Linked DNA regions of Mus musculus: regions 1 and 3 are each linked to region 2. A link is a loop called in an ENCODE intact Hi-C map of the cell type or tissue named here. Cell type or tissue: left cerebral cortex. All regions are shown on one strand.

Region 1 (8,000 bases), 150 kb before region 2:
AGACCTGTGTTTGTGTGTGTGTGTCTGTGTGTGTTTGTGTGTGTCTGTATGTCTGTGCGTGTGTGTCTATGTGCCTTTATGTCCCACCCTAACCTGGCGTTTAATGCTTAACTAAAGGGGCCTAAGGAAATGTTTTCTTCATGGTCTCTCTTTCCTCTAGGGACCTTATTGCTTCTGCTACTGTCCACTTGGCAAAAGACAACAGCAATTTGAAAGTAGATGGTGGGAGCTGACATTTGAATGAAACTGTGTGGGCTGCAAGCTCCTTTGCCAATGTTTCTGTGATTTCCAGTATGGATCTGAGCTCTACTTACACAAAGAACTGAGGCCCAGAAAGGATCAAGAACTCATAGGAAGCCAGATAGACTGTTATAGGGACAAGACTCCATATTTTGCTCCATGTCTTACTAGCAAGGGTTAGCAGCCCTTGGAAAATCGCTTATAGAGATGCTCACTCTTCCACGTGGCCTGTTGGAGGCTCTCTCGGGGTTGAATCAATGGTGATAATGATAGTTTTGCATTTTTATTACCTCCAGCACAGCTCACAGCTTCCTAGTTCAGCTACACTGCTATAAATGGAAACAGGTTCCATCTGCATGCTTACAGGACCACACTGCAGGGAGGAGGATGCTGAGCTGGTCCTCCTCTTCTTCCTCCTTCTCCTCCTCCTCCTCTTCTTTTTCTTCTCCCCCCTCCTTTTCTCTTTTCCCTTTTCTCCTTTCTCCTCAAATGGAGTGATTCTCTCTCTCTCTCTCTCTCTCTCTCTCTCTCTCTCTCTCTCTCTGTGTGTGTGTGTGTGTGTGTGTGTGTGTGTGTGTGTGTGTGTATGGAGAGAAAAGTAGGAGGTGGTGGAGTGTGTTGAGAAAGAATAGAAAGGCCTAGGACAGGCAGACCAGAGGTGATGAGGAGGGACTGGGGGATTAGTTTTAACTGTCAAGTGATCCGACCCACCTGAGAGAGTGAGAAGGGTTATTCACCTAAGAATTCCAATGTAGAGAGTATTCTGGCCTTAAGAGCATCTGTCATCCTCCACTAACTCTAACCAGGAACAGTTTATTGAACTCCTGAGATGCCCAAGTCATCCTGATTGTTTTAAGCTCAGACGAGTAAGATATAGGCCCAGCCCTAGCATCCTAGTAGGGTGCTCCTTCTGACACAGGCCTGCCCTGTACTATGGTTCTCTTTAACCAGTGTTTTCTTGTGTTGATTGCTAGTAAGTATGTGCTATTTGGGCTGACTCTGCAGTTTGAAAGAATTAATTTTAAAAAATAAAGACTAACAAAGACGTTTCTGCTGGTTAGTGAAGTCTATTGGTTTAGAGGTGACAGGAGCAGAGACTAGTCTGCTTCTTTGCTAGACAATAAGAATGTTCTAGAAAGCTTTATTTGTTCCAAGAGAAAAAACAAGAGGCCTTTGCAGATGTCTATATGTAAGCCTGTAGAACTGTGCCATGCCTGAGGATATCTACTCTGTCCACGGTACTCATAGGATGCAGAATCGGAGCGACATGGGTAGGTTACACAATTAAAGAGCTCAGCGACCTGCTCTATTGTGGGCCACTGAGTCTGTGATGCAGTGCTCCCTGCCCTTGAGTCTGTTGAGCAGTGCTCCCAGCCATTGACTCTGTGGCTCGCTGCCTTTGATACTACTCTTTTCAAAGAGGAACTCTTCACTTGTAAGGATGCTTCTCCTCTCACGCCATCCCCACCTTGTAGGCACAGGGTTCTCACTTCCTTTTTTTCCCCTCCCGACACCCCGTGTTCTCCATTCCTCAGAATGGCTCCTCCTGTGCTTTGTATATTTTATTAGTCTAAGCTTGTGGCCTTGCAGGCTCTGCTCACTTCCATCTTCTTGAATGCCGAAGGCTATCAAATGACTATGGAGGGTTTACCTACATTTGTCTATATCCCTTTTTAATGTGCCAGACCAAATGACTGCTTGACCGGCCCCTTAATGTGACTCTGAGCATGAAGGACAGGAAGAGAGGACTAGGAAAATGGCCACTAAGTACAGATGGAGACAGATTCCAGGCAGCATTAAGGAGCCAGTGTTAAGAGTCATGTGAAGTAGGAAGCTATTGAAGGTTTTGACCAGAAAAGCAGACATAAGCTAAATACACAATAAATGACCATCCAGATGTGATCATGCCAAACCCCTGGTGTATTCACGAAAGGCAAGCCATTCCCAGGGCTGGGGTACAAAGGTGGCTGTGTCTATGAAGTCTGTTTGGCTGCTGAGCAACACCACATCTTATTTCCCTTTCTGTTCATTGAGAACAGAGTGTTTTTACCAAGCACTTCTCATAAGTAAAGCTCAGGGCTGAGCCTGGGTTTTTACAAATGTTTCTACGACAGAAGCCTCAGCCCAGTACTTCATATTGAAATTCCTGGTCCTTTACCAAGCTCTTCTTAGCTTGCTTTACTGTTTTCCCAGTGCTGGACACTGAGCCAGATCCTCATACATGCTGGACAGTGTTCTACCACTGAGCTATTTTTCTCAGTTCTTTATAACTTTTTAAAAATTACATCTGTGTGTGTGTGTGTGTAAGCACGCATGCTGTAGTGTATATGTGACAGCCAGAGAACAATTCAAAACCATTAGTTCTCTCCCCCAATATGTAGGTCCCAGGGACCAAACTCAGGTCATCAAGCTTGGCAGCAGGCATCCTCATCTGCTGAGCCATCCTGACGCCTCCTTTTCTCAGCCTTGAGAAGGCTATAGTGATTGTTTTATAGCCATGTTGTTTTACAAGTCACCGAGTGGCTGGCTCTACATTTCTCCAGATGGAGGTCAGCAATGCTTACAAAGATGGCTAGCATAAGGTCAGAATCCTTTAATTATTCTGTGCTGTGACCTGATACCTGATGAACAACTAGGAGAGCAGGGACATTAGAGAGAGGTCAGTTCATGGTAGTTCGGTTCTGGGTACCTGGACAAGATATCATGGAGTCAGAAACATGTGGTAGAGGAAATCACTTAATGACCAACAAGGAAGGGGTATGGACTGGGGGAAGAGAAGAGAGATAGACAAGAGAACTGGCAACACAATACAACCTTCTAAGGTAAGTTTCCAGTGACCTTCCTTCAACTAGGCCCTAGTTCCTTGATGGGAGTTTTTGCAAATGGGCTCAGCTCTTGATGAACTTAACTTGTGAAGTTAGGGTGCTGAACCAATGGTCACCCAATAAAAGCTGGTCACCCAAGACACATTCTAAGTTTGTTATCTCATGCTCAAGAAGAATAAGGGAAGATAAGGCAGAGTGAAGCTGGATTAGTTAAGGAAAAGTAAGAGAGGACTCTGGAGAGTGGGAGGGAAGACATGCCAGTGTGCTGCCCAGTGGTCTCTCAAGAGTCTCATGGTGGGAATGGGATGGGTACTGGGGTATCCTTATTGGACTTGTCATTTGTTAATGCATTATGGGTAAGCCAGTGAGAGGTCAACTGTCCTATAAATACTCCCTTGGCCCAGCTAGAGAGCTATTTCTTTGTTATTCATCCAGTCTGTGGCAGGTTGTCACATGTATTTTCTAACTGGTTTATGATACACCATGGGCCCTGCTCTTACTTCCTGGGGACAGTTAATGACTATCTCAATGCCAGGCAGAGACCAGGTGTCTAAACATGATTGGGAAGGACCTTTCATAACAAATAGTCCCAATAACCATCATCTATCACTTGACTTACATCCCAAAGACTTCATTGAGACTGTGGCAATCTCTTGCTTTCCACAGTGAGCATTAAATTGGGAAGAGTTGGCCACAGAGGTGGCCACATGAAGACTCATACCAGAAATGACTGTTGTTCATCTGGGACAGAGGAGTTAGGCAATACAGGATGACCTTCTGTCCCAACTACTCAGTTTGGAAGCAAAGTGTGCCTCTTTCAAATGTGAACGTGTGGTTGTCCCTACAGCAACATTATACATAGTGAGGACATTGCATCCAATCCAGTGGCAGAAGTCTTACTAAGAGAAAGTTGGGCTCCTTCCCAGGTACCCAGGATACACACCCACCCACATTCCTCCAAACATGCAGGAGACAGAAGGGAACTGTGGGAAGGAGAAGGTGTGGGTTAGGAAAGGAAGCATCCTGTGGCTGTCGGCCTCTAGCCAGCTCTGCAGGTGTAGTTGCCCACACAGGCAATCAACAAGCCACATAGAGGGCTCTATTCTAATCTGATCAAGTTCTTTGCTATGTTACCACCCTGGAGAGAATCAACTCAACGTACTTTTCAGTGCTATCCACCCCTACATCTGTCTGGTCACACTATTCATATCAAATCTCTCCCATCTATTCCCTTTGCCCTCTCTCCACCCATGCTGTGTTAGATATGGGGTTTGCCTATGTAGTCTTGTGCTGGAGGCTGATGAGACCTGCCTTGCATGAGCCCCAGGTCACTCGTGTGCTCTGCAGCTGTGCTCAGAGATGATGAGCAATGGGAAGCAGGCAGGTTCCGAGTTAGACATGTTTTTATTCATTGAGGGTTGTGCTGTATCTAATTGCCATTGCCCCCTTGGCTTTGCCTGGTGTTTGTAGCCAGGGAAACTAGGGAAGAGAAGGGAATGTGGTTCAGCAAGCCAGTGCATATGGAGAGGGTGTGTTGGAATCAGAAAGCATGGTCCATGGCTGGCGGAGAGGTGTTTTATAAGCCTGCTGGAGTTCCAGCTGGTCTAGGCTGAGGCAGAAGCCTAGGAAGATGTGAATTGTTAGCGACTTCATCTGATGGACTGGCAGCTCTGCATCTCTGACATTTACATTCTTCATATGGACAGGAATGTTCTCGCTTGCCTCAGAATGAGCAGCCATATGGGGCTTCCTCCGAGCTTCCACTTGCACTCCTGGCCAGCATCTTCCAGGGATAAACTTGGATCTGACACCCTGGCAGCAGGGTGCATTATGGGTGAGCCAGTGAGAAGTCAACTGCCCTATACATACATACATACATACATACATACATACATACATGCATACATACATTCAGCTAGAGAGGCATTTCTCCATTCTTCATCTAGTTTTGGGGAAGGGGGCTCTCACATGTTAGGTATAACTGGCTCATGATGTACCATGAGCCCTGTTCTTACTTCCTGGGGATGGTCTAAAGAGAAATGTCTTCTTTTTTAGATGGGATGACCAACTAAAGTTCTCTTCATGGCTAGAAATAAGTCTTTAAACACACTACCCACACCAGGTAACCCCTCTCCTCACTCCTGTACAGTCTACACTTTGCCAGCAGTTCCTGTGGCCTGACCTGGGGCTCCACACTCTGAACTTAAGGAGTTCTCATGCTTCCGTAGTTTGAGAGTTAGGACAAATAGCCATTGTAGAGACATTTGTCAAGGGAATGCAAGTCTGTGGGCTGAAATGACTTGTTTAGGACCATTAATTAATTGATTAATTAAACAGCAGGTGAGTGCTGGGCCCTGAGAAATTATCTGAGGCACTAGTTCCAGGAGGCTCCGGAGGCAGCCTCAAGAGCCTTTCAAACACAGATGCCACAAACCAAGCCGGGAAAAGTCAAAGCTGCCACTGATGGACATAGGAAGAAAGAGCCATGGCTCAGGCTTACACAGAGGCCAGGGTGGTATGGCTTTTCCACACGCCTATGGAGCAGGGCCTCTCCCCGTTCTTCTGTACTTGTAAGCTCCTTACTGCCTTGGCCTGAGACTGCTGAGCCCACTCGAGTCACCCTGTGTCTTAGTTAGGCTTTCTATGGCTGGGATGACCCATCATGACTAAGACAACTTGGGGAGGAAAGGGTTTATTCAGTTTATACTTTCATGTCACTGTTTATCACTGAAGGAAGTCAGGATAGGAACTCAAGCCAAGCAGGAGCTGATGCAGAGGCCATGGAGGGATGCTGCTTACTGGTTTGCTCATCATGGCTTGTTCAGCCTGCTTTCTTATAGAGCCCAGGACCACCAGCCCAGGAATGGCATCACTCACGATGAGCTGGATCCTCCCACATCAATCACTAATTAAGAAAATATCCCACAGGCTTGTCTACAGGCTGATCTTATGGAGGCATTTTCTTAATTGAGGTTTCATCCTCTCTGATGACTGTAGCTTGTGTCTGGTTGATGTAAAATTATCTAGCATGCTCTGTAAATATTTTTTCTCCAGGCCTTCTTTCTCAAAGCTTTAGGTACATGCAGAAGATTAAAATTCTCTCAGGTTTCTATCAATAACAATGATTCCGTTGGGGGGGGGGAGTAGGTGTCAACATGGGTTATAATCTTGTATTCTATTTTATTCCTTATATTTTAGCATAGAAATGTATACTGCAGAACACTATATTTATGATCTATTGCCACCTGTTCCCAATGTCAATAGCATATATTATTGTTTTCATTACAGCCACATTCTATTTCTAGGTCCATATTTTCAATCCTGCCAACCATGCTGTGGAACAAATCCCACAGAATTTCAGGGGCAGATGACAGCTACAGGTGCTTGCATCTGGCTTATGAGCCTGCACATTAGCTGTGCTTGGCTCCTGGCCATGGGCTCAGATCTGGTCTGCCTCGCAGACATTCATTCTTCTTGGGCTAGCAGGTGGCCAGGACATATTCTTCTCACAGCTATATCAGAAATTCAACACAGGAAGTGGATGGAAGTACAATATCTTTTATGCTGAAAGCTAAGACACTGCTCACTGTCACTTCTGCCCATGTCCCAGGAACCAAAGCAAGTCTCCCTGACAAAAAAAAAAAAAACAAAAAAAAACAAAAAAAAACAAAAAAAAAACAGTATTTCTGTGGAAGAGTCAAGCCACGGAGACACATATTAGGCTACTAGTTGAGCCACTACAGAATCCCATTGCAGAGCCAGAATCCTAGGCTGAGCCAGGTTTGGGGGGACGGGGCTATTGGTTGGTTGTCTAGCTGCCTGGGGAAAGAGCATCTGGTCCAGCAGACTCTCGGGATGAGACTCTCATCCCCTTTGCCTTTAGTTTCACTCTCAACCCTGATTTCAGGATACCTAGTCCTGCAAGCCCCCGAGCCATGTTCTGGTTACACAATGCAAGTCTGGTGGTTCTTCGCTCTCGCCCTCCCTCCTCCGACATTTTCAGGTTGGTTGAATCAGTTACCACTTGCCCATCTGCTTTCCAGCATCCAAAATTCATCGCTGTTGTTATCTCTTCTTTGTCCCTGTAGGTGCTTGCCTGTAATAAAATCCTTTTACTGTCATTTGTAGGCTTTGGGAGGAAAGTAAGCTAAATGCCCACTTTGAATGCATCATTGGGCCCACCTGGCTCTTTCTTGACACTGCAATGATCAGCAGCCATTCCCACACCAGCTACTCTAACTTTAATTGTGGCTGCACTGAGCCCCATGTTGCCTAGAGACAACCAAGTAGAGGAACTTTGATGAAGTGTCTGATATCATGGTGACTCATTTCTCAGTCTGGATTGTAGGAGCACAGCATCACTGCAGAACAACCCTGATGTCATGGTGACTCATTTCTCAGTCTGGATTGTAGGAGTACAGCATCACTGCAGAACAACCCTGATGTCATGGTGACTCATTTCTCAGTCTGGATTGTAGGAGCACAGCATCACTGCAGAGCAACCTCTTTGAATCAGTCGTGTGTACATAAACCCAGACTTGAAGACAGCATCTATCTCCTTGGCGTTCTGACGATATTATATTATATTATATTATATTATATTATATTATATTATATCTGAACCTGGGTCTTAAAACTTAGACTATGTACAGACAGATAGACAGAAAGACAGACAGACAGACAGACAGACACACAAACACACACACACACACGCTAGATATTCTTAAATCCAAGTGTGGTAGTTTAAATATGCTTGGCAGGGAGTGGCACTACTAGGAGGTGTGGCCTTGTTGGAGGAAGTGTGGGTGTGGCTTTGAGACCCTTCTCCTAGCTACCTGAGGAGTCAGTCTTCTGCTGTTTGCCTTTGGAAGAAGAAGTAAAATTCTCAGCTCCTCCTGCACCATGTCTGCCTAGATGCTGCCATGCTCCCACCAT
Region 2 (8,000 bases):
GGGAACAGGTGGGCTGCACTGTTGACTCCTCTGTGGTAGGGAGATTCCATCTGTGGGATGCCGAACCAGTCACTCAACATGAAACTCCCTCAGTCCGTTATGGACCAGAGAATCGTGGGAGGGTAGAGTGTGGGACCTGCGGAGGGGTCTGGCCCCTTTTCTCATCATCTCCAGGTCCTTCTAAAGTTGTGCCCTTGTGGAAGTGTTCTGGTCATCATTTTTGCAAGGAATCTTAGGTGGCATGCGACTTGGCTTTATCTACCCTGCTTTTTGCAGCATGCTTCCTTCCTGTCAGGCTCCTTCAGCCACACCATCTTTCATCGGCATGCTCTCGGGACACCGATGAGGATTCAGTTTCAAGAATATACAGTTTTTCCACCAACAATCTCTTGAAAGCTGTTTTCTCTCAGTTTATTTAGAGGGGAATTTAATTCACTAAGAAAACCACCTCATGAATGTTTTCAGCTTCTTTTTTTGACTGGAGGGGGAGGGGCTCTGTGCTGTGATAGTAAGACTAAGGGTCACAGCATGCATTTTCTGGCAACCAGAGAAAGGACAAGCAGGCTTTAATGATGAAAGTTGCAGGCACTCGTGAGTCACAACTTTGAGGGTTGAAATTATCTGCCGGGCACTGTTCACAATGGTTTTGCAATCCATGTGTATACATACATGCACACACAGATATGCACACACACGAGCACACACATCAGTGACAGATGACCTATTGAAATAATTTCAGAGCCAGTCTGTGGTTGCTACGACAACCAATGCTCTCTTGGCTTTTATCTGGCCATGTGACAGGGACTTTGACGTCAGCCAGAGGCAGAGTCTGTGGCTGAGTCCGCACAGTCAAAGGCTTGTGAGAATCTGGTGGATGCTGGACCTTGCTGCTGCTGCTGCCGCCGCCGCCGCTGTTGCTGTCCCTACAGCTGTGGTTGTTGCTTCCCAGGGGCTGCAGGAGCATGGACTACTAAACCCCCACTTCTTCAGCGTGAGGTAATCGGTTTGCTTTATACACAGGAGTTACGTGGTTTCACAGCCCCTGATGGTTTTCCCTCCCCTCTTAACCTCCTACAACTTTGCCTTCAAGAGCAGTTACTGACGAACGGAGCCAAAGAATGTGAAGCAGCTTCCAGTCACGAATTTCAGGCAGTCTCTGGAACTTGGTTAAATTTGGATTAGTGTTCCATGAAGTAGGTTAAAATGTAATCTTTCTTGCGCAATGCTTGCTAACATACATTATTTAGAAATTCTCATTTTGCAGCGTGAGCCAAATTTGCTCCCTTGAATTCTAGGAATCCCTCCTTCAGTGTTGTTTGGGGTCTGGTAACTCCAGCACCGCCTTGGAGGGAGCAGCTAACTTTTCCTTGTTGCTGCTGCTGATTCTGCGTCAGCCCACAGCAGTCTGGAATTTGGTTTCTACCTCATTTGCAGCATGTATAATTAGCAACAATGGGAACCGTGAGAAAAGACTCTAGACTTTGAAAGTTGTGGTTATTATTGTAAAGGGGGCTTTTGGTACTCTGTAAATAAGAGGGGAACTGTCAACAGCTTCCTGTTTAGAGAAAAGAATCTGCAATATGCCAAGGAAGTCGGGGTGGAACCTTTATGTGTGTGCGTGTGGTTGTTTTGTGGGTGTTACTGTGAAGTGCTATTTTGTGGCTCGCTCTCTCTGAAAACCCTGGTGAAGAGGAGGGACTGACTGGCCTTTTCTAAGGAGTCCTGTAAGCTGGTTCTGATCTTTATTCTTAAAAGTAATTATCTTGAGAAGAAACTAGCCTGGAACTAAATATGCATTGATGTGAGGTCTTCCCTAACTGAAATGTAGATTGAGGATGCTCGATAAAAATTTGCTCCAGGTCTTGTGTGAGTGATTTGGTAACTGATGAGCAAGGATTGCTCCGGCTGTTGTGTGTGCATTGCTGTGGTTCTGCTAGCTCCTTCTGCAGCTCCAAGTTTCAAGGAAACCTCAGGTTCTGAAGCAAACAGAAGCCTAGATGGATAAACAGGTTTCTAGATCTTACAGATTTAACAGAAACGAGGCGTATTTTAGACAGCCATCTGAAATAGAACCAGCATTTGAAGGAGCATAGATAGACTGGCTCCACTCGATATATGCAGTCAGTAGGTTGATGATATAGTTATATTTTAGTTTGGAGAAATAATACATTGTTTGGACAGTAGGTTGACGATATAGTTATATTTTAGTTTGGTGAAAGAATACATTGTTTTTTGCTTCTGTTACTAGGCTCAGAATTGTGGGTTCTACATTTTGCTCTCGTTGGGTGAGAATTCTGAGAGCCTGTAGCCGCAGCAGTAAATGAATAACTGCTTGAATCAATTATTTTCCAAGCAGCTTTCAGTGAATGGACCTTTTGATCAGAGCTTCCGTTAGGACTGTCCACTGTCTGATGTGCTTGTACATACATGTATTTACTAAGACGTCTTCCAGTCATTTAACTGACCTCATGTTCTTGTAACCCAGACGCTACCACTTTCATGAGTCAACTGGTGTGTGACATTTCAATTGAGAATGGGGGGACCAGCTAGCACTGTCATTTAAAGGCATCTCTCGTGGTATACACTTGGTGCTTTAACTTTTCTTGTGTCGACTGTTATCTTCACTCTTTTTCTTGGTTCTCTCCCTGGTTTTAAATTCACAAGATGATTATGTACGACATCCTCATGCCCTCATGCATGAGACTGGATTCCAACAATCAAAACTGTGAGAGAGAGAGAGTCGGTGTTAGTGGCAAAATGTCGGTGATAAAAAGTTGGGAAAAGAGCCTCCCTGATGAAAATAAGAACTTTCAAAGCCTCGAGCCAAGGGTTTGGTTTTTTGTTTTTGTTTTGTTTTTTTTTTTTAAATAAGGAAAGGGGGCTGAGGAGCATCCCCCTGCAGCAGCGAGTCTGTGCTGCCTGCTATCAAGGTCAAGAGTGCTTCAGCCTCAGAAGATGCCAGCATGGAATGATTGACTCTAGAAACCTGGCTGCTGAATTATTAAAGGCTCTGGGTCTAGTTTCAGGAAGCCTTAACCCTTTCAGTGCCACGAGCACGTCTGGCCGTCTGGTGCTACCTGTGGACTCTTTTCCAGAATGATATCTGAAGTGCATAAAACAAAGTATGCTGTGTTGCAAAGGAAACTACTTTTCATGAAAATGTGTCTTTAAAAAAAGAAAAAGAAAAAGAGGCCATGAGTTTGAAAGAAAGCAGGGAGGGGAGAGGGGCAGGGGAAGGGGGGAGATTCAGAAGGTATTGGAGGGAGCAAAGAAAATGGGAGGGATAAAGTTATTATAGAATAATTTCAAAACATACAAAATAATAAAAAATAAAATATACTATCTTTTCATTATGACAGGATAATTGCTTTGTTCATATGTTATTAAGTCATATACCCTACCAGCAGGTGCAATAGCTACCACAGTAATGAGGCAGTGCTTCGCGTGAAGGCTGCTTTGAAATAGAGTTAGTCTAAGAATTGCAATATGAAATGCAAATATCTGCGATTTGTCTTGGCAACATCCCTGGCACTGTGGTTTGTGACCCACATTTTAGTGGAAAGAAATACTAAATTTCAGTTTGGGGTTGGTGGAAATAAAGATGACATTATTTAACCACCCAAGTTCTTGGGGTTCTTCTGGATTCTGTCTGCTCTGGAGGTAACTAATATGTGAGCTTGTGGGGCCAAAGGACATAGAACCCCCTGGACAAAGTCCATAACCTTATTTCAGTTCCACAGCATCTGATTTTATTCTTGGACCCTGAGAACTTCACAGTACACTCTAAATACTGGTGCAGACGGGGATGGCAAGATCCCTCAGCTGCTAAATCTGCAATTTACCTTTAATACCCCACCACCGCCACCCTTAACTCGTCTTCTGTTACCTGCACAAGGAACTCTTACCTGGGTAGATATGGGTTATGAGGAAAACACTATTGACAGGTCACTCAAGTTCAAACCGTGTGCCACAGAGGACCATAGCTGTTTACAAAGAGACCTTTATCCACACAGGGAAGATAAGTGGACGGTGCTTTCATGAAGCATGCTGGGAAAAGCAGACACTTCCCAGAAGAGCCAAACTGGATGCAAGACATAGCTAAGGCCAAGAAGGAGGTGTGAGTGTTATTGTGTAGTAGGAGGTGTGAGTGTCATTGTGTAGTGTCGGGTGTCAGAAAAGCTCTCATTCCCTACATTGTTTTGAATGAGAAGAAAATAGTGTTGACTTTCCTCTGTGAGATGAGGGAACTTTGCTGTCCATTAGCTGCTGTCACAGCCCTGTGTTTAGAGAGACCAAAGCCGCCCTTTCAATTACATGAGCTCCTACCATACTGGTGTAAAAGAATGGAGTTAAGATGGTTTTGCACAAGCTGTTGTTTAAACCAAATCCAAATCCCTTGCATTTGAAATGGAAGCTGAGTAATTTTTCGTGTGGTCTCAGAGGGATTACGAAAGAGGATGTTCTTAAATAGTTCTTGCTCTTTGGATTAGGAAAAACACCTGCTTGGAGCCTGAGTCTCTGTGGCAACCTGCAGAGAAACTTGGAGAAAGTCTAACATCCCCAGCTGTCCTCTGCTTCTTGATGGAGGTGCTGGAAACTTCGGCGCAGAAAGGAATGTGTCGTGATTTTTTACGAAGTCGACTTTTCTTTAAATGGCATCTTAGGATGGAAAGCAACTAGCAACAGCTTTACAAAATTCAACATTTTTTTATTGTTTCCATAAGAGATGCCATAAAAGTTAGTGTTTATTGAGACTTTTATACAGAAATTATATGATAAATATTAAGTCCACTGGTGCTACATTCTCCAGACCAATAGTTTCTCATCTCTGTGCTTAAATTTATAGCTTTTGTGAAATATATCTATAGATGCCATTAATGTCATGCTGAAATGGCTCAGTACTTAAGAGCATTTGCTGCTCTTCTAAAGGACCTCAGTTCCCAGAAACCACGTCAAAGGGCTCACAACTGCTTGTAAGTCCAGCTACAGGGGATCTGACAGCCTCTTCTGGCCTCCACAGGCACCTGTACACATGTAGCATACACTCACACAGGCACACACGAGTGCATAAATAGAAATGACAATTTTTTAATTAAATTATTCCATGGTAATCTAGAATGGAATAGACTCATGTCACGATAAAGTCCTATATTTGATTTGCAGGCAAGAAATTGCTAATATGAAAGATATTCCAGTTGTTGCTTTAATCGGATGCTTTTCCACAGTCAGTGAGCTCTGCTCAGCATTCCAGCAAAGCGAGGCCTGTACATCTTCCTTAAGCAGCTGTACTGGTTACTGTAGCTGTGACAAAAATACCCAACAATGGGAAGGATTTGGCCAGGCATGGTGGTGCATGCCTTTAATCCCAGTACTTGGGAGGCAGAGGCAGGTGGATGTCTGTGAATTTGTGGCCAGCATGGTCTACACAGTGAGTCCAGGATAGCCAGGGATACACAGAGAAACCTTATCTCAAAAACAAAACAAAACAAACAAACAAAAAAAACACCCACAAAATAAACACAAAACAAAACAAAGAAAGGTATTATTCTGGCTCACAGTTAAAGGTATGTGGTCCATCAGGGCACAGACAGGATGACCTCGGGACCACAAGGCAGTTGGTCACATTACATCCTCAGTCAGGAAGTAGACCCAGATGAATGCTGTTTCTCAGCTTGCTTCCTCCAATTTACTTAGTCCAGGGTCCTGGCTCATGCAATGGTGCCTTCCACAGTTAGGATGGATTTTTCTACCTCGAGTCACCCAATCTGGCAACTCCTTCACAAGTGTGCCCATAGACTTATCTGTCCCCTAGTTGATCCTAGATCCTGTCACTTGGACAATCAAAATTAACCATTACATCAAGGTAAACGTTTTAAATGTTGACCCTGAAATGTCTTTGTTTCTATTATATGTGTATTGGACATAAATGCCAAAGAGTATGACTGTATGCTAAGGAGACTTCCATAGACCACAATCAGTTCTGTGACCATCAAATTTACAGCATCTTGAAGGTACAATAACAGTGTTCCACAAAAGTAATGGCACCCCCTACCTTCCCATGTCACACCCTGGATCAGCTGCAGCAGGATCGGCCATTCTCACTCACTAGGTGGCTTCTGCAGCATCATATTACTTTAGGCATTTTGGGTCCCTCCTTACCGTGACCCTTGAATGGTGTCTACCATTGGAACATAGAACCGTAGTGGCTCTGAGTTCTTGACTGACCCTTCAGCCTTTGATACATTCAGTAAATCCTGAACACCTGTTATGTACCAATATTAGACTAGGCATGAGAAATACTATGTGGAAAAGAATAAGTCAGGTCCCCACCATTGACCACTTACAGTCTGGCTGTATAGGGAGCAAGAAACCAGGAGTCCTTCTCTCATGGATACACTGTACTGTAGTCAAGTAGCCTGGAAAACATTAGATTCTACTCCAGAATCAAACTTTAGAAGAGGCAGCTATTGAATACCTAGCAAAAAGAGCCATTTCTTTCCACCTGCTTGAATCAGAGATTCCAGGTGAGTATGTCAAGCCTGTGTTCCCAGTGGGCCAAAGGTTATCTGTCCCTCATTCAGAAGATAAGTAACCAAGAGAATAATTTACTCTTATGCCAATACTTGGGGTTATTCAAAAGATAGGACCCACATTACTCGTTAGAAGTAAACTTTACATTGGTACCCAAATATCTCCCATGTTTTCTGTGTTAACCACTAAGAATAAGCTCCCTGCTTCAGTAAGCAGACACAATGCTTTCTGTCTCCACTCACTCACAAATCTGGTTAGAGAAAAATGCTGCTTCACACAGGTGCCCAGGGACTCCAGCTCCTCCTAAGTTAGGCTGAGTGTAAGTCCTGTCTTTACCACTTTGTGTTGGTTCTTTTTTTACAAAAGCCACATTTTCTCATTTGGACAATACTAGTGCCTATCTCATGGGGTTTTGGAATCAACTCCCTCCAATAGTAATTGGCAGACACTAGGCACTCAATAGTTTGACCTGCTGTGAGTTGTTTAAGCCTCTGCCAGTGATGCCAACACCACCCAAGAGGCTGGACAAAGCATTTTCAGGGGTAGAGAAGGTATATCCCTGGTGTTATAATAATAGATAACTCTAAGGAAGCTGTATAGACTTCTGAGTTCTTTTCATAGTATCTATTTCTCCCTGAGCCATCCGGTTTTTTAGTGGAGGAAGCAGAGAGACAGAGAGCATAGCAAACTTCCCAGTATCACCAGAGTTTATGCGGAACCTGTAGTGTTTGGCTCCAAAGTCCTGGCTTTATTCACTATGCAGCTCTACCCATCCAGTTGGAATTTGCTAGATTCTCTCCTAGAAGTGCTGTGTCAGGTTGTGGCAGGTTATAATCTCCAAAAGTGGTCATGAAGTCCTAATCACTCCTGTGCATTCTTGTGAAATATCGTCGTTCTGTATCAAGAGACTGTTGTATCCCCTTCCAACGCAAAGGAGCTTGTGATTGGCCCAACTAAGAGACTGTAGTGAGATGATGCTACACAAAATTCAAGGGGATATCATTAAAAGATACAATTTCCCCTTTCTCTACAGCTCTCTTATTTATTTATCTCATATGTTATATTCACCCCTGGAGCCCAGCTTCCATGTGTGAAGAAGCCCAGACATATGGAGAGGCCATATATAGTTGTTTCAGCTGATGGTCCCAGCCAACATCCAGCACCAACTGTCAAATATGTGAATGACGGAGTCTGAAGATGACTCCAGTGCCCTGCCATGGGGTCTTTCTCCCCTGTCCTTATGCCGGGCTGATAAGTTATTCTCTCTGAGCCTTTCCCCACAGTTGCCTTAAGCCCAAAAGCTTTGGGTTAATATTTTAGGTTGTCTGAGTAAACAGTATACAGAAGATAATGGTGCAATGTGTATGTGGAGGCTTCGACTTTAGAAACATATAGGTTAAAGGGCTTTTGTGCTTTTATACAAGTATATAGCCTAACCTGAAATAATTTCGGAGGAAAAGTGTCTTTCA
Region 3 (8,000 bases), 470 kb before region 2:
CCACATTAGGAGGCAAAAAGGCCTAACTGGGAGTGGCATGGGCTATCCCCAGTGACACACACACACTTCCTCTAACGATGCCACACCTCCTAATCATCCCCAAACAATCCCATCAACTAGGGACCAAGTATCAAAATAGATGAGCCTATGGCGGCTGGTTCTCATCAACCACGAGAGTACTGACACGTGATGTATTGAAGTTGTTACCTCAGTTTGTAATTTTGTTAAGTTAGTCTTCATTATATATCAGGGTTTTTTGTATACCTGGTTTATTTCAGGGCTATATTTTGTTTTAATTTATTTTAAATTAATTTAAATATATATTTTATAAAATTATATAAATATATAATTTAAATAATTATATTTAATGTATCTTTTAAGTATTATTCCATAACAGACATTTTAACTATTGTATATATGTGTGTGTATGTGTGTTTTTGTGTGTGTCTGTTATTTTCTCTGTGCATTGGTGTTTTGCCTGCATGTATGTATATATGTACATATATGTATATATGAGGGTGTCAGATTCTAGAACTGTAGTTTCAGACAGTTGTGAGCTGCCATCTGGGTGCTGGGAATTGAAACTAGGGCCTTTGGAAGAACAGCCAGTGCTTTTATCTGCGGATCCATCTCTCCAGCCCTTATTTTTATATTCTTTACTATGGAATGGCAGTTTTTGTTTCATAGTTTCAATAACATAGCAGTTTGCCTAGCTGAAAACAAACTAAACAGTCACAAAATGAGTAAGTAAGTGACTTAGTGAGGTAAACTTAGCTTAGGACCTGCAAAGCTTTGTGACTAGAGACAACTTGATAATCTACTTACATGTGTTTTGTATCACTCGTAAGAACTAACTTAAAAATGAAATTTACTTACCTTCTTTTTAAAGAGTACGTACTTTGTAGGATGTTTTTCATGCTGTGAGGGGAAGGCTGCACATCTTGGCATCTTCTACCACTTTGAAGATGAATTTCATGGTTAATGTGCTTCCACTTTTCTCCATTTCCACTTTACCACTCACTGTCTTTCAGTTGGACTTCAGTTTATCTTCCAACCTCCAAATCCATGTCTGTCCATTCTCATACTCTCTGGAACCGATGTCTCTCTCTCTCTGCTCCTGTTGCAGTCATGCTGCCAAGGTGGTGGTCTTTGTAGAGCTGTCTGTAGAGCTGTCTGCAGGATAAAGCATTCTCCTCTTCTCTGTTGAGGAGATCTAGAAGCTAGGTCCTAGACATTGAAGGATCCAGTAATGTGCTATTTTCTACTTAACTTTGGTGCCCCGAGAATGTGAAATCATACGATTAATACTATCCCAAACATTTGTAAACAGATGACTATCATGTGTCATGTTAAATTTATTCTGGCATACCTTGCCTTGAGTAAAATCAGTGTCTAGAGTATGAATAATTCTAAACTCCTCCATGTTAGTCACTTCCTCTGTGAGAAACTTAAGGGAAGAAGTACCTATTTTGGTTCATGGCTCAGAAGATATTGTCATAGCAAGGAAGGTTCTAGTAGGAGCTTAAAGTACAGCTTGTTTAGATTTTGGCAGACCAGCAAGTAGAGTTGGGATGGGGAAAAGGCCTTCAAGCTCACACCCAGCGAACTATTTCTGCCAGCCAAGTCTGAGCTCTTAAAGGTTCTATGGCCTTTCTACACAGGTAGGGACCAAATGTTCAAACGCATGAACATGTAGGGGGCATTTCAGATTCCAACCATAATACTTTATATTTGGGAAATGTATGCTTATTTTATTGTTATTTTTTTGTTCCTTATTCTGATTTTGTTTGCATTCCAGGAGTTTTTAACAGAAGCCTTGCCTGTTGGCCTCATTGGAATGAACTGTGTTTTGATGAAACAGTACATTGAGTTTGTAGCTGACAGATTACTTGGAGAACTTGGATTCTCAAAGGTAAATAAAGTGTTTTAAAACATGTGACTAGTGGTTTTAGTTACTGTTCCATTGCTGTGAAAAGATGCAAGGCAGCTTATCAAAGAAAACACGTGGTGGAGCCTTGTTTACAGTTTGAGAGGGTGAGTCCGTGGCTGTCATGCAGGGAGCAGAGCAGAAGGCAGTCAAGCCTGGTGCTGGAGCAGGGGCTCAGAGCTACATCCTGATCTATCATAGACAGGAAGCAGAGAAAACAACTTCAAAAAACACATCCACAGTGACACACCTCCTCTAACAGTCCATACGTCCAGCTCACCAGCTCAAAACCAAACATTCAAATATATGAGCCTCTGGGGTCTATTCTCATTCAAACCACCATACTACCAATAAAATGTTATAGGCAAATAAGGTCTCTAAAGTTAATTTTACTGAAAGTGTTGGAGTCTGCCAAAAACCCCTCACTCATAAAGACCACAGAGACTGCCATCGCTGCAAACCGCAAGAGGTTTTTATTAATCCAACATGTTGCCCCCCCCCCCCCCACCGGTCTCAGCACGCAGGCCAGAGGAGAGACCCCGAATGAACAAAGAACACACTTTTTATACCTTCTAAAGGGAAGATTTAGGCAACAGGTTAGCTGGCTTATTCTTTTGTGTGTTTGTTTTGTTTTTTGAGACAGGTTTTCTCTGTGTAGCCCTGGCCATCCTGGAACTCACTGTGTAGACCAGGCTGGCCTCAAACTCAGAAATCTGCCTGCCTCTGCCTCCCAAGTGCTGGGATTAAAGGCATGTGTCACCACTGCCCGGCTAGCTGGCTTATTCTAATTGGTGTAGCAAGTAACCCTTTCAGACATTGGTTGGTTTGTATAGGGTGACTAAGTAACCCTTTGGCCTAGTCCCTCACTCTGCCTGCTCTTGTGGTTTTTCAGCAAAGCAGCAGAATGTTTTGAACTTATGGGTCAGCTAGTAACATCACAGCTATTATGTCACGGCTATTAACATCAGAGTAATTCTAGCAACAAGGTCAGGGTGGTTTGTGTTTTTTTCAGAATTCAGTGTAGGGTGGGGTAGAGGAATTTTTCTGAAAACTGTTATTTTTGTTGTGGTTATTATTCAGGGTCTCTAAACTTAGTCCTCAGGGTGGTATAATAATCTAGGCACTATCTGAACCAAAACACAAGAGACATGGTCATTCTGACCACGGAAACTATACAGTCTGGAAGTCCCTTCAGAGGGGGGAGGGGCTGGGTGGTCTTGAATTTATTTTGGATTCTACAAAAGCATTTGTAATACATTAATCTACTTTTAAAATACAAGGGACACATTAGATGTGTGATGTTTATCTGTAACTCTAACATTTCTAAGGATCGAAAGTTTGTGGCCAATCTGGGGTACCTGCCCCATCTCTGATAAACAGACAAATACATAAAATTTGTAGGACAGAGACTTGTTTTATAAGGAAAAAATGGTTTTGCAAAAACCTTTGAAACTTTAAATGAAACTGGGAACAGCCATCAGAAACCCTCAGTACCTTAGTGGAGCAGTGTGGCTGTAGGCGACTATGAAGTGGAGTCCTGCCCTCTGGGTTTTGCCATTTTGCCCTTGCTGTGAGATTTAATTTGGATTCTTTAGAATGTCTAATGGCGTTTCTTTTCTTTCCAGATTTTTCAGGCAGAAAATCCCTTTGATTTTATGGAGAACATTTCATTAGAAGGGAAAACAAATTTCTTTGAGAAACGAGTTTCTGAGTATCAGCGATTTGCAGTCATGGCCGAAACCACAGATAATGTCTTCACCTTGGATGCAGATTTCTAAAGCCCTCCTCATTTAAAAAAAAAAATCTATAGAATTCGGCTGTGGTAGTACATGCCTTAGTCCAGTCCTCAGAGGAAGCTGAGGGCACGTGGATCTCTGGGTTTGAGGATGATCAGGGATACATACTGAGATCTATCTCAAAAGCAACAGAACAGCGAAAACAAACAAAACACATGGAAACCTGTTGTTGGTAAATAGCAATCTATTTTTGTCTTTTTGAAACTTTCAGTATCTCATTTAAGGGAATGAGAATTTGAATAGAAGGAAATATAAAACTAAATTCTAAATGATTTAATTTTATCTAAATGTACTTCAGTTTATTTATACAATGAAAGTGTGACCAATATGTCTTTTTTTTTTCCTTTTTGTCATAAGCACTTAAGATGGCATTAAGAGCATAGATTTAGGAGTCAGGTATGAGCTTGATATTCTGGCTTACTCCTTGATGTGACCTTGGCAAGTCAGTTAGTCACTGTAAACGTCAGGATATTTATCTGTAAAATTTGTATAATAGTAAGTCCCAAGTTCATGGAGGTGACCAGAGGGCTAATATACAGAAATAGTTTGTTTATCTAATACTTTTATCTCCACTGCCTCACCTGCTAATTAATATTAGTGAGAAGATCAAGTACAGTGGCGTTGTGATGCAGTCCACTCCTCGCCAGAGAGTGACTGAGGGGTGGATTGAGATAAAGAATTCATTGAATCTTTGTGGTTTTAATGTTTGCAGGAGGAATATAAGGGTCTCCTTAGAGAGATCATAATTCTTGTCAACTGCTTTGAATTCATTAATCTGCAGTAAAGAAATAATATATAGCTCTTAATTGCTTATCGTGGGAGGCTTATGGAGTAGTAGACTCCAGGTTACCATGGTTGTGGTTCTTGTAAGCAAAGTGATTCTTCTTTAGGAATTAAAAGGATAACTGTTGCCAGGGACAGCCCAGGGGTGTTTAGAACCTGGATTGATGGGCATTTCTCAAAGTTGTCTTCTCAAACCTGGTAGATCTTCAGAGTTCTTGTGATGGAAAAAGAGATGCAGTCAGTGGGCTTGGGGAAGGCTGAGCATTCCATCCCTGCCTAGAATGCAGTCTGCAAAGCAGCTGCCCACATGTACACAACACAAGGCTGTCAGCACCTCCCACAGCTACTGAGTGCACTGGGGAAAGCTGTCCTAGAATCATTTATACACACTGGAAATGGAGAAAAGAAGGGAGGTGGGAGGGACTAGTGAACCATTTTGGATTTGTGCCAATCTGAGAAAGTGATTTAAGGTTGACGTCATCTTTATATCCTTATACTCTTAAGTCTCTACACTGTTATAAAGGAATGTTCTTTTAATGGACTGTCTATAAGGGAGATGGAAGTCTTTCTAAGAAAGATGCAGAGAGGCCAGGAGCCAGGACACCTGGGCAATGTGCCCTTCCTCATTTTCAGGAAAGTATCAAGAGGAAGCCTAAACCCCATCAAACCCGGTCCCTGGCTCAGTAAAGTTCCTGCTACTCAAGTGTGAGGTCCTGAATCCAGATCCCTAGCATAGCACACACGCACACACGTACACATGCACACACGCACACACCACCTGTACATGCACACATATGCACACACACAGAGTACAAATAAAATGATGGCAGCTGAAATTCAGAGGTTTATCTCTGTTGAAGTTTTTATTCTATTTGCTCTACAACTATCTGATCAAAACTCGGAATCCTAAATGAATGCAAGCCATACTTCCATTGTTAAAGGGAGCACCAGAAATGAAACATGGCTCTGTGCTTCCCATTTGTCATGTTATCACCCAGTAGCCCTCTAAGCACGACAGAGTAGCTATTACTAAAACATGGAGAGAGGAAGGAAGGCATCAGAGAAGCTGAAAAACTTAACTTTACAGGCACTGTCCTATAATATGTTGAGACTGTTACATCCTTTAAACTTCATCCATCATGATTTATTTTGTCTATTCTTTCATTAATTAAACTATTGCATACTACTATAACAGAGTATCAAAATATCATAGAACTCGGGGTATGTGGGTAGTATATTCCAAGGTATTCATCCACTATTATACAAAAACAGCTAAAACTTAAATTACCACAGACTGAAAGAAAACAGTTTTAAAGGTGTACATTCTCAAAGTTTTAAACCCGGTTCTTCATAAGTAGTGACAGGAACCTTTATGTGATACATGTTAATAGTAGCAATAAGCAAAACTGTATTTGAAAGAAGTCTTAATTCTGAAAAACTGAATTCTTAGTACACTGTTACATTACTACTCTCAGTATTCTGTATCCCTTCAGTGCCTCCAGGTTGCACATTTATTTATTATGTTTAGTATTTTGGTTCTTAGATATGGAAAAATCAAGTTATAAAATATCTTTTTAATATCTCACAGATAACAAAAAAATCAAGGTAATGCCATCTCTCTCTCTCTCTCTCTCTCTCTCTTTTTTTTTACAGTACATGCGTTTCAAAGAAGTGCAATTTGTCCTAGAGTTATGTTTTTATATTTCAAGATGATAAACAGCTTTGTTATGACCATAGTTTAAATAAATGTTTCAACACCTAGAATCATGATGTAGAGGAACTTTGGATGAATTTTTTGCAGGGCTGAGTTTCAATAATTAAGAGTTATTTTTGTGGATAGATCACTCCCAGCCATATCTTATTATTTGAACCTGTTACAGTTGTTTCATTTAAAAATCTCCAGATTCTATTTATGTAGCTACTTTATTATGTTTATTTTCCTTCTTTTAGTTGGTGTCTCATGTGGTCTGGCCTGGATCTCACACATAACCCTCTTGCTTCAGCCTCCCAGTCCCTGGGGTTATTGGTGTGTGATGCCATGCCCAGCTACCACTTTATGTTCTGTGCATGAAGAAATGTAGTGTTCATATTTAAAAATAATTTAATATTCAAAATTTTGTATTTTATATTTAAATGTTATTATGTCATTTTCAAAGACTCCAGATTTTTTTCACAATTAAGCAAAGACTCCAATGTCACTTCATTGATATGGAAACTCTTGATGGGCTACATTCAGGACAAATTAGTTCTAAAGTCAAAAATCATGTTTTGAATTCACTGAGGGAGTTGTCACCCAGCTCAGACAGAACTTGGGGCTGGTAATGATCATTTAACTAAATTACTAATTATTTAAACAAGTTTATTAGACATGGTGTTCCTAAATATATTTTGTTAAAATACATTATGGTAGTAAAACCAATTCTGCATGTAGAGTTTGAGGTTTTTTTGCTCTGAAAAATTATGACTTTTAAAATAAAGTTTACTGAAATAAATTGTGTAGTTATATCATTTTGTACATTTTTAAATGGGTATGACAATGTTTTTGGTTTGTACAGGCTCCCTCAGTGTCAACCGAAGGGAGTGTATTGTATTTCTAATTGTGCGTTCAGGTCAGTACAACACATTTATATGATTTGTTCAGGTATTCAAGCCACCACAGTTCTGACATCTGCCTACGACTCTCAGACCCTTCACTCGCCCAGGCCCACACCCTATCTTCCTCTTTTTGTTTCATTTATTTTCTTCTAAGACCCTCTAGACCAGCAGTTCTTAACCGGCGGGTCCCAATCCCTTTGGCAAACCTCTAACTCCGAAAATATTGCCATTACAATTCCTAACAGTAGCAAAATTACAATTATGAAGTAGAAATAAAAATAATTTTATGGTGGTGGTCAGCACAACATGAGGAACTGTATAAAGAGTTGACTCAACAGGAAAGTGGAGAACTCCCTCATCCACCACGTTACTACCAATTATTATTTCCAATCTCCTGAACTCTTCCTCCCCTGTATTTCATCAAGTATACACAAATCTAACAAGTTCTCCAGCACTACTCCAATGGAACAATCCTAGTTTTCTGTGTCTGCCCAGTAGCAAGTCAAATGCTGTAAAGAAAAGGTCATAGAATAGGGTTGGTGAGATGGCTGAACAGGTGAAAGTGCTTGCTATGCAGGCCTGGTGACTGGATTAGATCCGAAGAACCTACATAAAGATGGAAGGACTGACTCCCTGATGGTTGTCCTCTGACCTCCACAAATGCCCTGCAGTGTGCACTCTCACACTCACACACATACACAACAGTAACACATCAGAATGCTTAAGAAGTCATATAATGGATCAAAGTAGATTAATTCTCTATAAACTCATGATTGTCTGCTTCAACACAGCACAATCTGGCAGTCCTATTGCAGTTGTCTGGTAAATCCATTCTCCATTCTCCACTGTCTTAATTGGGGTCTTAATGGCTGTGATGAATCACTGTGACCAAAAAGCAA

Evidence for each region. Peaks named below come from ENCODE experiments on the same cell type or tissue, not always from the same donor. Only the 100,000 strongest peaks of a DNase experiment are listed, where the experiment ranks them.
Region 1: a loop joins it to region 2, with 3 times the contacts of the local background. A loop is called at or near these places in 2 of 42 quality-filtered maps.
Region 3: a loop joins it to region 2, with 3 times the contacts of the local background. A loop is called at or near these places in 6 of 42 quality-filtered maps.

The regions. Positions count from the first base shown.
Region 1 is chr15:37,607,158-37,615,157 of GRCm38, reverse strand. It overlaps a transcript of Ncald not described here. Among named protein-coding and RNA genes, the nearest start is that of Gm24833, 7.6 kb to the right of the region's middle. In left cerebral cortex, no CTCF peak of the experiment used is centred here; DNase peaks (open chromatin) are centred at 508, 4,039, 4,707, 7,447 and 1 more place; H3K27ac peaks cover 4,221 bases.
Region 2 is chr15:37,452,213-37,460,212 of GRCm38, reverse strand. It overlaps Ncald (neurocalcin delta), which reads left to right and starts at 831. Exons shown (of 4, transcript NM_001170868.1): 1 at 831-996. In left cerebral cortex, no CTCF peak of the experiment used is centred here; DNase peaks (open chromatin) are centred at 2,416, 3,519, 4,205, 4,490 and 6 more places; H3K4me3 peaks cover 3,938 bases; H3K27ac peaks cover 3,175 bases.
Region 3 is chr15:37,922,950-37,930,949 of GRCm38, reverse strand. Rrm2b (ribonucleotide reductase M2 B (TP53 inducible)) reads left to right here. Exons shown (of 9, transcript NM_199476.1): 8 at 1,799-1,912; 9 at 3,553-6,998. The coding sequence ends at 3,705. Among named protein-coding and RNA genes, the nearest start is that of Gm35019, 19 kb to the right of the region's middle. In left cerebral cortex, no CTCF peak of the experiment used is centred here; DNase peaks (open chromatin) are centred at 1,472 and 4,860.